Linked DNA regions of Homo sapiens: region 1 is linked to region 2. A link is an interaction called in ENCODE POLR2A ChIA-PET data of the cell type or tissue named here. Cell type or tissue: GM12878. All regions are shown on one strand. Links, peaks and the distances in the headings refer to the core of each region. The heading gives the core; the rest is flanking DNA.

Region 1 (8,262 bases), core at 1,959-6,958, 180 kb after region 2:
GAGAACTTTCCTTTATAATAGCAAAGTATGATGCACTCTTCGTAATGATGACTCAGTTAAGAAACATGTTAACTTTTACATCAGACTATTTCACTCAATATTCCCCTATAAAACTTTATTCTTAACCTACAAAAGAAAGAATTGAGTCATATAGTAAAGTAATTGTCAGAATTATGAACAGGGCTTAGATTCCCTTATTCTAATCCAGTTAATGATCTGCCTGATCTAGTATTAGAAACTACAGGACTCCTAGTCTTATGAGGAAGTTGGAAATAGCAATCAAATGAATAATTGGATGATTCTGGTGACAGACCCCCCCCATTCTGAGGGGAAAGTGTAGAGGCTTTCTGAAACTCTGGATATAAACTTTTAATGGTAAAACATTTATGCGTCACTTTTTTTTTTTTTTGAGACGAAGTTTTGCTCTTGTTGCCCAGGCTGGAGTGCAGTGGTGCAATCTCGGCTCACTGCAACCTCCGCCTCCCAGGTTCAAGCGATTCTTTTGCCTCAGCCTCCTGAGTAGCTGGGATTACAGGTGCCCACCACCATGCCCAGCTAATTTTTTGTATATTTAGTAGAGACAGGGTTTCACCATGTTGACCAGGCTAGTCTTGAACTTCTGACCTCAGGTGATCAACCCGCCTCAGTCTCCCAAAGTGCTGGGATTACAGGTGTCAGCCACTGCGCCCGGCGCCTCACTTCTTTTGATGATGAAAGAACTAAATATACCTAAAACCTCACAGGCCCATCTTTATTACAGTAGCTTAGCCCAAATTAGCCTTAGTGGAGGAGTCCATCTTCATTTTCAGACACATGGTTTGAGTTTGCTGAGACACACTTGTTTTTCAAGCCTACTGCTAAACTGGATCGGCCTGAGCATTGTAGGAATGGAATAGTTACAACTTTCCTTTCTTTGAAAGCTACTGCTGTTGTTGCTACCAAAAATGAGTCCTGTTACAATTATTCTTTCCTTCTTTCCTGGGAAGACCACTGAATAAATATTAAATGAAAATGAGTGAGGTTAGAAATGAGCTTTGTTTTTTTCCCTTTTCATTTAGAGGTACATAAGTGTCTTTGAAAAAAATCAGGAAAATATTCTCATTGCTATCCCATTCAGGTGGCATGCTGGTTACTAGATCCAGATTCTCAGGAGCCGACTCTTCATAGCATAGTTACCAGTTTTCTTCCTCATGAGCTTCCACTCCTAGAAGGGATGGAGACCAGCCAAGGGATTCAAAGCCTGGGGCTAAATGCTGGCAGTGAGCATTCTGGGCGATACAGAGCATCTGTGGAGTCCATTCTCATCTTCAACTCTATGAATCAGCTCAACTCTTTGTTGCAGAAGGAAAACCTTCAAGGTAAAAACCAAGTTTCTGGCATTTTTATGTTATAGATTAGAGATAGAGATTTAGCCACTCTTTATCAAAAATGGGTAAATTACACATTTATGCAAATCCTACCTTTGGATTGTCTAGTGCTTTTTTTCTGTAAAAGGCCAGAGAGTAAATATTTTTGGCTTTGTAAACTAAACAATCTCTATCACAAATACTCAACTCTGCCATTGTAGCAAAAGAGCAGCTGTAGACAAGACCAAAACAAATGGCTGTCTTCCAATAACACTTTACAAAAACATGCATCTAATGTTAGTTTGGCCATAATTTGCTGACTTCTGGCCCTTGTGTGAAGAAGAGAATTACAAAATCGCATTTATGCAGTTGTTGGTAATTTTGTATTTGAACTTTATCAAAGGATTTTTATTCACCCTTAGAAGACATCCTTAATGGATTTCAAAAAGTTAACTCTTTTCTTTTTGGAACTATTAACAAACAGATGTTTTTTCACAGCAAGGGATAATCATGAGAGTCTCTTTTTTCCCTCATGACAAATAACATGAATTTATTGTCATTGTTATCTGCTGGCCCAGATCAAGCACCCTGACTACAGAGAGCTTAACGGATGCTTATGGTAGAGATGTGAAGTAGAACAAATTTGGCTTCATTGTGAGGAGTGACCGAATTTATTGACTAATCAATAGGTACTAGAAAATAGATGGATGAATTCATACAGACTAGGGTTTGGATCTGGGTTATCCACTTATGAGCTGAGGGACTTTGGGCAAACTACTGAAACTGTAAGTCTGGTTCTTATAAAGTTGTTCTAAGGATTAAATAAGATAGTGAATATGGGCAGTGTTTGTCACAGAGCAGGTGCTTATTATGTTAGTTGATTATTATAATTTTTAACTTTCACAATTTCAATGTGCTTTTGAAAGCTCCTTTTTTTTTCTGCACTTTCAAAAATGTGTGGCTAGGCTGGCTCAGTGGTTCCTGCCTGTAGTCTCAGCTACTCAGGAGTCTAAGGTGGGAGGATCACTGGAGCCCAGAAGTTTGAGACCAGCCTGGACCACATAGTGAGACCCCATCTCAAAAAAAAAAGGGTGGTTAGGAGGTATTAAATGCATTTTTTACAGTGTTAATGCTTTCTTATTCATAGAATTCAAGAATTGAAGTGCACTGAGATAAGGGAAGTTTTTGGAGAGAATGTAGACAGCTATCAGATTTAGTTTGAATATAATTATTTCTTTGTAGAAAGAGATATAGATATGTTTTATTTTTAAAATTTTTCTGTTAGCCAGGAGGTATTCTCATCTGACATAGAAAGATATTTTAACTGCAACTTTGATTTCTTTAATAACTGTAAGATTATTCAGTTATTTCTTTTTGAATATATTTGGTAAGCTATATATATATATTTTTTTTCCAAATCTTTTTTTTCTTTTTATTACTCCACTGTGACATTCCCAACCTATATATTTTTAAGGAATTTATGTTTCATCTAAATTTTCAAATTTATTGATATACAGCTATTGCTAAGTCTCTCTTTTTTACGTCTCTGGTTTATTTGTTATATTCTCTTTTTCTTTCATAATATTATTATTTAATGTCACTTGAAGTTTTCCCAATTTTCTAGTCTTTTCAAAGAACCAACCTTTGCCTTTGATTCTTCCTATTACTTTTGTTTTGTATTTCCTTGATTTCTGTCCACATCTATATTATCTGTTTTCTTCTAGTTCCCCTGACTTTATTTTGTAGTCATTTTTCAATATTCATAACTTTGACCTTAAAACCATTACTTCTCAAATTATTTTTTTTCTTTTCTAACTTAAGAATATAAGGCAGCCGGGTGCAGTGGCTCATGCCTGTAATCCTAGCACTCTGGGAGGCTGAGGTGGGTGGATCACTTGAGGCCAGGAGTTTGAGACCAGCCTGGCCAACATGGTGAAACCCTGTCTCTACTAAAAATCAAAAATTAGCTGGGTGTGGTTGCATGCACCTGTAATCCCAGCTACTCAGGAGGCTGAGGCACGAGAATACCGGAGGCGGAGGTTGCAGTGAGCAGAGATTCTGCCACTGCACTCCAGTCTGGGCAATAGAGTGAGGATCTGTATCACAAAAACAAACAAACAAACAAAATATATATATATAGCTATAAATTTTCCTCAAAGCACTACTTTTATTGTATTCTACAGTTTTGATGTGTATACACACACACACACACACACACACATTTTTTTTTTTTTGTAGAGATGAGGGTCTTGCTATGTTGCCCAGGCTGGTCTCAAACTCTTGCCCTCAAGCAGTCCTCCTGCCTTTGCCTCCCAAAGTGCTGGGATTACAGGTGTGAGCCACTATTCCTGGCCTGATAATATTCTTATCATGCTAGATATTTTTAGATTTCTGGTATATTTTTTCACTCACAAATTATTTAGAAGAATGGTTTTTAATTCCCAAATATTTAGAAACTTTTATTTTGTATTTTTATTATATTTAAACTTAATTGTGTTGTAGTTCGAGTACATGGTTGTATAATACTAATTCTTGAAATTTTTAGCCAACGATTCATTATCTAAAACCTGAGCTGTTGTGTAAATGCTCTATGTGCACACAAAAGAATGTGTACTCTAATTCTGGATGCACAATTTTATATGTCTGTTAAGTCAAAGTTGTTTTTAAAATATTCTATGTCTAATTTTCCCTGTAATTCAATCAATTTTAACTTTGTTTTGAGGCCACTTTATTAGGTGTGTATGTGTTTAAAAATGATTTGTCTTCCTGGTGAATTAAACCTTCTATTATTGTATTATGACCATCTGTATTACAAATAATGATTTTTATTCTTAGTCTGTTTTCTTATATGAATATGGCAACATCAGCTTTCTCTTAATATTAGTTCATATAGCTTTTTTCTATCCCTTTTAACCTTTCTAGGTCCCTATCTTCAGACATGTCTTATAAACAAAGTATAGCTCATTTACTTTTCAGGCTTAACTTTTTTTTTTTTTTTTTTTTTTTTACAAATTTGCCAATTTATTGTGATTCTTGATGTATTTCTGCTTATTTGATTATTGATACACTTGTTCTCTATTTTCCTACTATTTTACTTTGTTTCTAGTCACTTTTTGTTTTGTAAGTAGTTCATTCACAGTTGTGCAATATTCTAACTAGTCCTTATCTGCAGTTTTGGGGATCTAAATTTCTTCTTGGTTGTTTCTTCTGAGTCCTATTCACATTTCTTTGCTGTCTTGTATTTTTCATATTTTTTGTGAGTTCATACAGGATTTATTATGATCAAGGATCCCTGCAGGACTTACGTGGGGGAAATCTTCCCTTAGAAAGGTTTTGCTCCTGCCTCTGCTGGGTACCACACTACTCTGCATCAAAGGACCGCAGTAGCCTTTGAGAGTTTTGTTTCAGAACAGGAGTCTGAGACTCTGCTCCTCATCCTGTTGTTGTTTCAAGGATCTATATCCCCTTAACTTTTTTTGCTATGGGACTCCATTCCCATAACGACCTTGCTCCTTCCTAATGGCTATGGATGCAGGCTAGCTTCCTGCCACTCTTACTTTGTGCTTCTCTGATTGTTCCTGTTCTGACCCAAGTTCATTATTTCTCTAGTCTCAAGTAACGTGAATTTCTCCACTAGTTCCAGGCTTCTAAAGCCAGGCTCTGACGGTCTCGTACCTTCTGCATGTAGTTAGAGGCCAGTAACTCTCATTTGTTTCTTTGCTTTTCGTGGTGGTTACGGGTGTCCCTGGAGATTTCTCATGCTGATTGAGACCAGCAGTGCCTCAAATAATGTTTGTGTGGAGCTGGGGAAGGTGGGCCAGGGTTGCTTAGATTCCTAGTGACTCAATACTGGAAGCTGAAGTCTTAGGGATTCTTTCTTAATGATTTAGGACAGCATTTCCTATAGTACATTCCATGGATGCTTACTTTTCAAGATGTTAATAAGTATTATATGAAAAAAGGGTTTAATGGTCAAATAAGTTTGGGACTTTCACTTAAAATAAAATTAAATAGTTGTCTTTGCTTCAGGTCCTCTCAGGGCCTTTAATATATAAGTTAAGTCTGCCTTATCCAAAATGTGGGACCAGAAGTGTTTTACGTTTCAGATTTTTTTGGATTTTGGAATATTTGCATATATATAATGAGATATCTTGGGGATGAGACCCAAGTCTAAATGTAGAATTCATATATACCTATAGACATAGCCTAAAGATAATTTTATACAATTATTTAATACTTTTGTGCACAAAATAAAATTTGTGTACACTGAACCATCAGAAAGCAAAGGTATCACTGTCTCAGTCACTCATGTAGGCAGTCTGTGGTTGTCTGGCGGAAAAGATATATTGAAGCTGAATGGGGCAAGGAGGGGCTTTTTTCCTTTAGAGACGCTGAATAAACTTTGTGTTGTACACCTGTGTTTTGACTGTGCCCTGTCACGTAAAGTCAGGTATGGAGTGTCCTAATTGTGGTGTCATGTCAGTGCTCAGAAAGTTTCAGATTTTGGAGCATTTTGGATTTCAAAATAAGGTTGATTGTTATGCTGCTGCTAAGAGTAGAAGCAGAAACATCTTAGGAGAAATACAGTCTCTTGTAATCCAGACTAGTCACAAGATTGCCGACTCTTCTACTCTCTGCAGAGACAAGGATAGTTGTCCAGTGCTAAACTAGCCTGTACTTTTCCACCTTTCATTGTTGGCTTGAGGATGCTGCTCGGGAGACTGGCTCCTGAAGGATACCTTGGTAGCATTTCTGGATTTTCCTAGATGAATTCTGTATAGTTTAGGTAAGGCTGCTGATCTAGCCACTTAGCCAATGAATTAACGTTTTAATTTTCTTTTTTCTTCCAGATGTTTTCCGTAAGGTGGAAATGCCCTCTCAGTACTGCTTGGCCTTGCTAGAACTAAATGGAATTGGCTTTAGTACTGCAGAATGTGAAAGTCAGAAACATATAATGCAAGCCAAGCTGGATGCAATTGAGACCCAGGCCTATCAACTAGCTGGCCACAGTTTTTCTTTCACCAGTTCAGATGACATCGCTGAGGTTGTATCATGGGGCTAGGGATATAGATACATAATTTTTAGAGTTAAAATGATTGTGTGTGTGTGTGTGTGTGTGTGTGTGTGTATTTACCTGAACACCAAAGGTCAGTAAAATGAAACAGCCAGTTAACCAGATTGCTTTGGGAATATTCTAGCATCTAATTTGTAAATTATATCTGTATTTAATTTACAAATAAAGGAAGGTAATAAAGAGGACTTCTAGAATGTAAGCTCCTTGAGAAGGAGATTTGCCTGGAACGGAGGAGGGACTCACTAAGTATTTGTTGAAGAAATGATTGGTACTGGTGGTTGCATGACAGCATAGCTATTTTTCCAGGAAGTTGGTCATTTCATGAGCCCTTACCCCTTCCTTGCTTGCCCTAACATCTTTCTATAGAATAGGAAACTGGATATTTTTCTGAATTAAATGAAAAAGGGATTTTTTGCTCATGAATTCTCATCATTTAGCTTCCACTTATAAATGAGAACATGCAGTATTTGATTTTCTGTTCCTTCGTTAACATATTTAAAAGAAAATGAGGAACTTGGTTTCTCTTATTCATGTGTTGAATTCAGTGGTGCCTTTTTTTTTTCTTTTTGGTATCTGCTTTTCAAATCCCCAAGCCAATACCTAGCTGACTGCACATAAAATTACATAGGGAACTTATAGAAAATATAGAATCTCTGTTTCAGCACAAGTAGGTTTGGGGCAAAGGCAAGAATTGCTGCCCTTGTGATTCAGATGGGCCTGAAAGCATGTAAGCTACAGGCCTTGAGCAAATCCTGGACTAAGAGTAAAGGGCCTTTGATAGTATTGGCTTCTTCGTCCTGCATGTCAAAATGGCAGTTACCTGGAAGGTAGTTTGTATGTGAAGTTTCACAGTTAATTCTGAAAGCTTCACCCCCCCAAAAAAATGCTTAAGCTAAAGAACTTCTAAATATATAACTTGAGATATTTGTGTTGTCTTTAATCATAATGGGTCTCTCTTCCTGGGTTTGCTGCTTTATTATTACTTTAATAGTGTTTTATTTTTCCTATCCAGTTGCTTGGTTTTTTTTCTCCTATACTGCCATTCATGTACCCTTTGATACCTATATTAGGGTTGCCTGATAAAATATGGCACATCCAGTTTGAAATTTGTATTTCATCCTGTCATTTTTGAAAACATGGAGGAACCTGAAAGACGTTATGCTAAGTGAAATAAGCCAGTTACAGAAAGATAAGTACCATATGTTTCAGATGATCTCACTATATGTGGAATCCAATGAAGTTGAACTCCTCGAAGTGGAAAGTGGAACAGCTGTTACCAGAGGCTGGGGGAGTAGGGAGCGGGGAAATGGGGAGTTGCTAGTCAAAGGGTATAAAGTTTTAGATAGGGGAATGGGGAGTTGTTTATCAAAGGGTACAAAGTTTCAGATAAACAGGAGGAATCGATTCTAATATTTATTGTACACAAGGGTGACTACAGTCAATAGTAACGTATTATATATTTCAAAGTAACTAAGAGTAAATTTCAAATGTCTTACCATAAAAAATGATAAGTCTAAGTGTGGTGATCAATATGTTAATCAGCTTAATTTAATCACACCACATTGTATACTTACATCAAAACATCATCTTGTACCCCATGAATGTATACAACTATAATTTGTCAATAAAATCAGGTAAACAATGGATAACAATTTAGTATAAGTATGCCCCATGCAACTCAAATTTAACTGGGCATTTTGTAATTTTATTTGGTATATGTGGCAACCCTAATCCCTATACATGCATATGTTCATATCTGTGTAACATAGTTCTTGGGCTAAATAGTTACTGACATCTGTAGTAAGCCTCAGTACCTTTCATTCCTAAAACCCCAGTTCAAAC
Region 2 (8,261 bases), core at 6-5,005:
AATACAGATTTGTACTTAGCTATTTGACAGAAGTTGGAAGCCATGAATGGTAATATGAAGAAATGTAACACTTGGAAAACCTGTTGATAAAAACTATTTTGGCAACGATGTTCAGGGATCTTTAAGATTATAGCCCCATATGCATTTTACCAGAAACAAACAAACAAACAAAACCCTCCGATACCAGAAGATAAAAGGAACTTACAGACATATCCAGGGGTTTCTGTGGGATATGTCATACATTCAGGCTGAGAGATCCCCTTCTCTCTTCCACGGATGATTCAGGATCATCTAACCAGGACCATCTGCTTTGGATAGTATCAGAATGTCAAACATTAGTAGCAAGGTAGACACAATAAATAGTGTAACAAGCAAAAATTCAACAACTACACACAAAATGGCAAGATTAATACAGTTTTAAGCTCCATTTTTAACTCCCCCTACCGCACCCTAAAAGCAGTGTTTTTACCTCTAGATTTTAAAAAGTGTCAGTGGATGACCACATTGCACAAGCAACATACTGTGAAAGCCTGGCACAAGTTTCTACAACTGGATGACAATACCACATTGTTTAATCAGAAATAAATGGTTTCGGCCGGGCGTGGTGGCTCACGCTTGTAATCCCAAAACTTTGGAAGGCCGAGCGAGGAAGATCACTTGAGGTCAGGAGTTCAAGACCAGCATGGGCAACATGATGAAACCCTGTGTCTACTAAAAATACAAAAATTAGATGGGCGTGGTGGCGGGCACCTGTAATCCCAGCTACTCAGGAGGCCGAAGCACGAGAGTCTCTTGAACCCAGGAGGCACAGGTTGCAGTGAGCTGAGATCGCACCACTGCACTCCAGCCAGGGTGATAGAGCGAGACTCAGTCTCAATAAATAAATAAATAAATAAATAAATAAATAAATAAATAAATGGTTTCAATTAAGTAGCTATAATGAATATTATTCTTAAACCATGCCATTCTGGAAAAAGATTGAAACAATGGAACAGGGTCATTCAGGAAGCTTCTGTGATACCCCTCTATAGACTCATAGATCAAAAAAAAAAAAAAAAAAACCACAAGACCCTTTTCCTTTTCTGAATAAAGGCCACTCAACGCTGGTATTCTGGGAATTGTCCAGATGAGGATGCACACTTCATGCCTTTGGTGGTATTGTAGCCAATGAGGTTTATCCGAGGTGTGATTATTGCTAATTGAAAACTTCCCAACACTCCGCCATGACGACTTGCAATATAGTAGGCATTGGCAAAAAAAAAAAAAAAAAAAAAAAAAAGAGCAAGCAACCCTCATAAAAAAATGAAATAACTTAAAAAAAAATAGCCACCCTGAAGATGTATAGTTACAGGTCAATGGGATAGCCAATGTCTAATGCAGTACTTAGCACTTCTGAGCAGCTCAGTGATGTTAGTTTTGTTTCCTGTTAATATAGGTTAGTTTAATCAGATTTCCTTTCTAAAATCTAACAAACATGTAAACAGACAACAGCCCTTTTTTCTCCTAAGTGGTGTCTACCTGGACTGTTGGATTGCACAACTCCTATACACAGATCACTCTGACGGGTGCTGCCTGGAGTGGTACAACATGGTGACCCTGCACATTTCCTTGTTAACCTAACTGAATCTATCAGATAGAATAAACGATGGAGATATTGACAAAAAAATCTCGCTCATCTCCCATTTACCCAGGTTATCAAGGAGTGAAAGCCTGGTATCTGCTGGTAACAGGCCAGGTGGCTTTAGACAAGTCCCTTTTCCTCTCTGATTCTCATTTTGCCCATCTGGATCAAAAAGACCTCTAGAGGACTTTCCAGTAGTAAGTCTCCACTATTTGGGGATTCCCTCTCGTTAGTGTGGGCTAAGTCAGTCTTTAACATCTGATGGGAATCACCATGGTCCTTGGAAAGGAGAGGGAAATTGGAGAGGAGAACAGTAGCTGTAGATGCTAACACTGACAGATCCCAAAATGAAAAAACAAAAAACAAACAAACAAAACAAAACAGTAGCTGTAGAGCTGAGACGACTAAAAGCAGGAAAAGGAAGTGGTTGCAGTTCTTACTAATCTTACTACCTTCCCCACACCGTGATGTCTCTTTTTAGGTCTGTCTTGAATAAATTTAGTTTGGATAGTAATTTGGTAATTCAGTGAATAATTCAAATGGTCCTATGCATCCCTTATCCATTCTGTAAAGGAACTGCCTGGTTTTCAAGAACTATCACCCTTCTCTCCACCTTCTTTTCTCCACTCTTGCCCATTCATTCTCAAGACTCAAGGGTGTCTTTTCCCTTGACCTGTTTGTTTATTTTCAAATCTGTCACAGACTGATACTTTTGTAAAATAAAATACAATTAAGTTTCTGGAAAAATAAATGGTTAAAAATAACATAGACAATACAAACACAGTTTTTATTTTTAAATTCAACAGATATAAAATCACGATGTTGTCAGGCATGCTAGTCTGTGCCTATAGACCCAACTACTCAGGAGGCTGAGGCAGGAGGATCACTTGAGTCCAGTAGTTCTGGGCTATAGTGCTCTATGCTGATTGGGTCTCCACGCTGAATTCTGAATCAATATAGTGACCTCCCACCTCCCAGGAGCAGGGGACCATAGGTTGCCTAAGAAGGGGTGAACTTGCCCAGGTCAGAAATGGAGCAGGTCAAAACTCCAGTGCTGATCAGTAGTGGGATTGTGTCTGTGAGTAGCCACTGTACTCCAGCCTGGGCAACAGTGAGACCCCATTTCTAAAAAAGAAAAAGAAAAAGAATAAAATCACTATGTCAAATTGCTATAAAAGTTTCTAAACACATATTCTCAATTTTTATTCTTATTTCCCTGTGAAACAGAAACAGTTCAGCTTGTGGACCACACACTGAGTGGCACTGCTCTGGAATAATCTTTCAGCACTTCCTGGAACCAGTCTGGCCTTTAGATTAAATCTTTACTGAGCTATAACCATAGGATGTCTGCCTCAGTGGCCCTGTCCTCTTCTCGTGCCCTGACATTTTATAGCAAGTGGAAATAAAGAATGGTGTAATGCCAAGAGTATAGAAATAGAATTCTGGAGCTCTAGGGACTGATTCCAGCTCTGCTGTAAAAAGGCTTATGATGCTGAGGAGAGTAATAATATTTTACCATCCTATCTTGATTTCCAGCGCTGACTGGAGATTATAGTACCATCCCTGTTTACCTCACAGGGGTACTGGGAAGAGCCATGGCTATAACTTAAGAATAATGACTAACATTTATTAAGCTATTATATGTCTTGCAAAACACAGAGTACTTTTTAAAAACAATCCTATATCATAGATGACGTTGGCATCCTGATTTCACAGAAAAGTGAATGGATATATTAATGTTTAGCAATTTGTCCGAGGATACAGAGATACAGGTTGAGCATCCCTAATCCAAAAATTCAAAATCTAAAATGTTCCAAAATCTGAAATTTTTGAAAGCCCACATGATACCACAAGTAGAAAATTCCACACCTGACTACATGTGATGGGTCTCAGTCAAAATACAGGTGCACAACAGTTTTTTCAGCGTCCCCAAGGGAAAAATAAAGTTACCTTCATTTATTTAGTTCTTCTTTAATACCTTCCTTAATATAGTGTATATGACACATAAATGAATTTCCTGTTTACACATGGGTCTCGTCCCCAAGATATCTCATTATGTATATGCAAATATTCCAAAACCTGAAAAAATCCTGAATCCAAAACACTTCTGGTCCCAAGCGTTTGGGATGAGGGATAGTCAACCTGTAGTAATTTGAATTCGGCTCAGTCTGACTCCATGGGCTGAAATCTTAACCAATATATTGTTTTTGTCTAATAAACATAATATCGTCATGTCCGTAATTCTTTTGTTGAAATGAAATGCAAATTCCCATGAACTAAGCTATTGCCAATTCCCTAAGGCTGCTTGCTATTCTGTTTACAGTGACAAAGTACTTGATAAGTTGGCCTTAATAATACTACAATCACTTCATAAACAAACCTCTTTATGAGTGCCCAAAGTCTCTTTCATTTAAGGTTTTCTTCACTTTATTATTTTTCAAAAATTAACTTTGTTTTTTTTGAGACGGAGTTTCGCTCTGTCATCCAGGCTGGAGTGCAGTGGTACGATCTCGGCTCACTGAAACCTCCGCCTCTGCCTCCCAGCTTCAAGTGATTCTCCTACCTCAGCTTCCCGAGTAGCTGGGATTACAGGCATGTGCCACCTTGCCCAGCTAATTTGTGTATTTTTAGTAGAGACGGGGTTTAACCATGTTGGCCAGACTGGTCTTGAACTCCTGACCTCAAGTGATCCGCCTGCCTCGGCCTCCTACAGTGCTGGGATTACAGGTGTAAGCCACCATTGCCCAGGCAAAAATTAAATTTATTGATACCTAATCATTATAAGCAAATAGTTCAATGAGTTTTGACTATATATATATAATATAACCACCAATGCAATCAAGATATAGAATATATCTATTACCATGAAAATTTCCCTGCACCTCTTTGCAGTCAATACACCCCATACTGATCTTTTTGTCACTATAGATTAGTTTTGTCTGGCATAGAATTTCATGCAAACAGAATAATATAGAATGTATTGTTTTGTGTTGTCTTCTTTCAGCATAATGTTTTCCAGATTTATCCATGGTGTTGTGTATATAAGTCTTTTGTTCTTTTATATTGTCATGTAGTGTCCCATTGTATGGATATGTCACAGTTTTATTATTCATTATCCTGTCAATAGCCATTTGGATTATTGACAATTTGGATCTATTACAAATGAAACTGTCATGGGCATTTGGGTACAAATCTTTTTGTTGACATATCCTTATTTCTCTTGGAAAATTGCCAGGAGTAGAATTGCTGAGTCATATAATAAGTGTATGTTAAACATTTTGAGAGACTCTCAAACTCTTTTCCAAAGGGAATTTACCCTCTTTCATTCCTACCAGTAATGTGTGGGTTTCAGATGCTCCACATTTTTGTCAACATTTGTTATTGTTAGTATTTTTAAATTTAGCTGGGTGCAGTGGCTCATGCCTGTAATCCCAGCACTTTAGGAGGCCAAGGCAGGAGGATGACTTGAGCCCAGGAGTTCAAGACCATCTGGACAATGTGGAGAGATTCAGAGTCTACAAAAAAATTAAAAATTGGCTGGCTGTGGTCTGAGCTATTCAGGAGGCTGAGGCAGGAGAAGCACTTGAGCCCAGGGGGTTGAGGCTGCAGTGAGCCATGTTTGCCCCACTGCACTCCAGCCTGGGTGACAGACTGAGATCCTCTCTAAAAGACAAACAAAACAAAACAACAACAACAACAACAAAACCAACTTAACCACTCTTTTAAGTTAATTTGAATTTCTCTGATGACCAGTTTTATTGAGTATATTTTCATTTGCCATTCATATATCTTCATATATCTTCTTTATGAAGTATCTGTTCACATCTTTTTCTCACTTTTAAAGTGAGTTGTTTGTCTTTTTATTAAGTTGCTGAAAGTTCTTTATATATTCTGGATGTAAGTCTTTTGTGAAATATGTGTTTTACAAGTGTATTCTCCCAGAACATAACTTGCTTTTTCACTTTATTGATTGATTGATTGATTATTTATTGATTGATTGCTCTGTTGCCCAGGCTGGAGTGCAGTGACATGATCTCAGCTCACTGCAACCTCTGCCTCCTGGGTTCAAGCGATTCTGCTGCTTCAGCCTCCTGAGTAGCTGGGACTCAGGCGCCCACCACCAAGCCCAGCTAATTTTTGTATTTTTGGTAGAGACGGGGTTTCACCATAGTGGCTAGGCTGGTCTTGAGCTCCTGACCTTGTGATCCACCCGCCTTGACCTCCCAAAGTGCTGAGATTACAGGCGTGAGCCACCACACCTGGCCACTTTTTCATTTTATTAATGGCATCTTTTTAAGAGCAAAAGATCTTAATCCTGATGATGTCTAATTTATTGAAAAAAAATTTATGGGGCTAATGCTTTATGTGTCTAAGAAATATTTACCTACCCCAAAGTTGTGAAGACTTTCTTTGATGTTTTGTCCTAAAGGACTGACAGTTTTAGCTTTTACATTTAAGTCTATGACCCATTTCAAGTAGACTTTTCTGTGCAGTGTGAGGTCAAGATTGAGGTTCATTTTTCTCCATGTGATTATTTAGTTGTTCAACAATATTAAAAGAGTATTCTGTTCCCATTGACTTACCTGGCATCTTTGACCACATACATGTGGGTCTATTTCTGGACTCTATTCTGTTCTGTTGATCTATTTTCTACCCTGACAGCATACCATACTGCACTGATTATTGTAGCTTTATAAGTCAAGAAATTATGTAGTCCTCAACTTTGCTCTCCTTAAAAAAAAAAAAAGAAACAAAAGATTTTACTATTCCAGGACTTTACATTTTCACATAAATTTTATAATTCACTAGTCAATTCCTACAAGAATGCCTGTTCAGATTTTGATTGGGATTGCATTGAATCTATAGATCATTTTAGGGAGAACTGACATCTTAATGATATTGAGTTTTCCAATCCATGAACATGGGATATCTCTCCATTTATTTAGATCTTCTTTAATATTTTCAGAAATATTTTTTAGTGTTTAGGTCTTGCACATACTTTGTTAAGTTTATCCTAAAATGTTTCATGTTATTTCATGTATTTATATTTAACTTCCAGTTTCCAAATGTTTATGGCCAGTATGTAAAAATACAATTGATTTTGATATAATGACCTTGTATCCTGTGACCTAGCCAAATGCACAATGCTTTAGTAGCTTTTTTTGTGTGAATTCTTTAGGATTTTCTACATACATGATCAGGTCATCTGTGAATAAAAACCTTATATTCTGAGTCACTCACATTTGTGCTTTTAGTTTTGTAATAAAAAACAAACACAGATTGAGGAATGAGTCATCTTTGAGGTGCTACATTTTGCTTGGTTCACATAAACTGCATTGCTTTATCAATACAAAGTCTTTTAAAACTTAAATTGGATATCTGAGAGTTAATATGTCAAAAGTTTCTTAGGCACAACACAGCATATTGAATTGGAATTTTTTGTTTTCCTCTCTATCTCTTCTAGCTGTCCTCTATCTCCATACATAAAACATTTTTGTGTCCTCAGAGCCTAACAGTACCTCACACTTAAAAGTTGTTTAGTTAATAGTTATAAAATGAAGGAATGATGTGATTAAGACCTGTTTAGGCCAGGCGTGGTGGCTCACGCCTGTAATCCCAGCACTTTGGGAGGCCAAGGCAAGAGGATCACTTGAGGTCAGGAGTTTGAGACCAGCCTGGCCAACATGGTGAAACCCTGTCTCTACTAAAAATACAAAATCTAGCGGGGCATGACATGCATGCCTGTAATCCCAGCTACTCTGGAGGCTGAGGCAAGAGAATCACTTGAACCCGGGAGGCGGAGATTACAGTGAGCTGAGATCATACCACTGCACTCCAGCCTGGGCGACAGAGCAAGATTCTGTCTCAATAATAATAATAATAATAAAGACCTGTTTAGAATGACTTCCACTATAACCTAAAGAAGTCTGTTTTCTTTGGGCCTCAACAATTTCATTCAAATTATATCATTGGTATGATCCCCTGACTAGTTTTTCTGTTATCCTTTAGATGAATATTTCTGAGTATCATTTTCTAATCCCTTTTAAAAACTTGTTTTAACTATAATATAGTTATAACCCATTTAACAATTATTATATTCATTAAAAAATTGCAGATTTTTTCCATTTGAAAGTAAATTTTGGCCCCATTTTCTTGATCTTTCATCTGAATACTTCAGTTGGAAGATATTGGGCAGGCATTTACATGTCCTTGGTACTAGTAGCTTATGACACAGTGTTGGTGTTGAACTGACAACACAAGATCTCTGCTTTCAACGCTGCCAGAGAGTTTAGAGGAGGCATGGGAACAGGGGGTTCTTCCAGCACTTGGCTTAATTTCATCTGGTTCATAGCCAGCTTTCTAAAATTAACTGCGGCTAAAGCTGAGAAGGCTTTTTAAAAAGACCTTTGGTAGAATTATCCACTAAAGGCCACCAGATGGATCTATTCTTCCTTAAAAGAAGACAATTTCTGCTGTGAGACAGCCATTCTACGTATAACCAATGTGTCTGGTTGTCCTGCGCTGGTAAAGTCCCAGCTCACCATCTAACATCACTATCTTAATACCCTAAACCCTCATTGCTTGCTGCAGAAAGTCAAATTTCTTATTTAGGGTTCTCTTGCCCAAATGTTTCCAAGAA

Evidence for each region. ChIA-PET counts read pairs that join two places held together with the same protein. Peaks named below come from ENCODE experiments on the same cell type or tissue, not always from the same donor. Only the 100,000 strongest peaks of a DNase experiment are listed, where the experiment ranks them.
Region 1: POLR2A ChIA-PET joins it to region 2 with 5 read pairs; 2 of 35 experiments call an interaction of 5 or more read pairs at or near these places.

The regions. Positions count from the first base shown.
Region 1 is chr3:121,474,668-121,482,929 of GRCh38, reverse strand. POLQ (DNA polymerase theta) reads left to right here. Exons shown (of 30, transcript NM_199420.4): 19 at 1,118-1,358; 20 at 6,197-6,390. Among named protein-coding and RNA genes, the nearest start is that of POLQ, 67 kb to the left of the region's middle. In GM12878, for the core only: no CTCF peak of the experiment used is centred there; no DNase peak of the experiment used is centred there.
Region 2 is chr3:121,648,481-121,656,741 of GRCh38, reverse strand. All of the region lies in intron 3 of HCLS1 (hematopoietic cell-specific Lyn substrate 1), which reads left to right. It also overlaps the pseudogene RN7SL172P and the pseudogene RNU4-62P. Among named protein-coding and RNA genes, the nearest start is that of HCLS1, 8.3 kb to the left of the region's middle. In GM12878, for the core only: no CTCF peak of the experiment used is centred there; a DNase peak (open chromatin) is centred at 1,989; H3K4me3 peaks cover 646 bases; H3K27ac peaks cover 1,368 bases.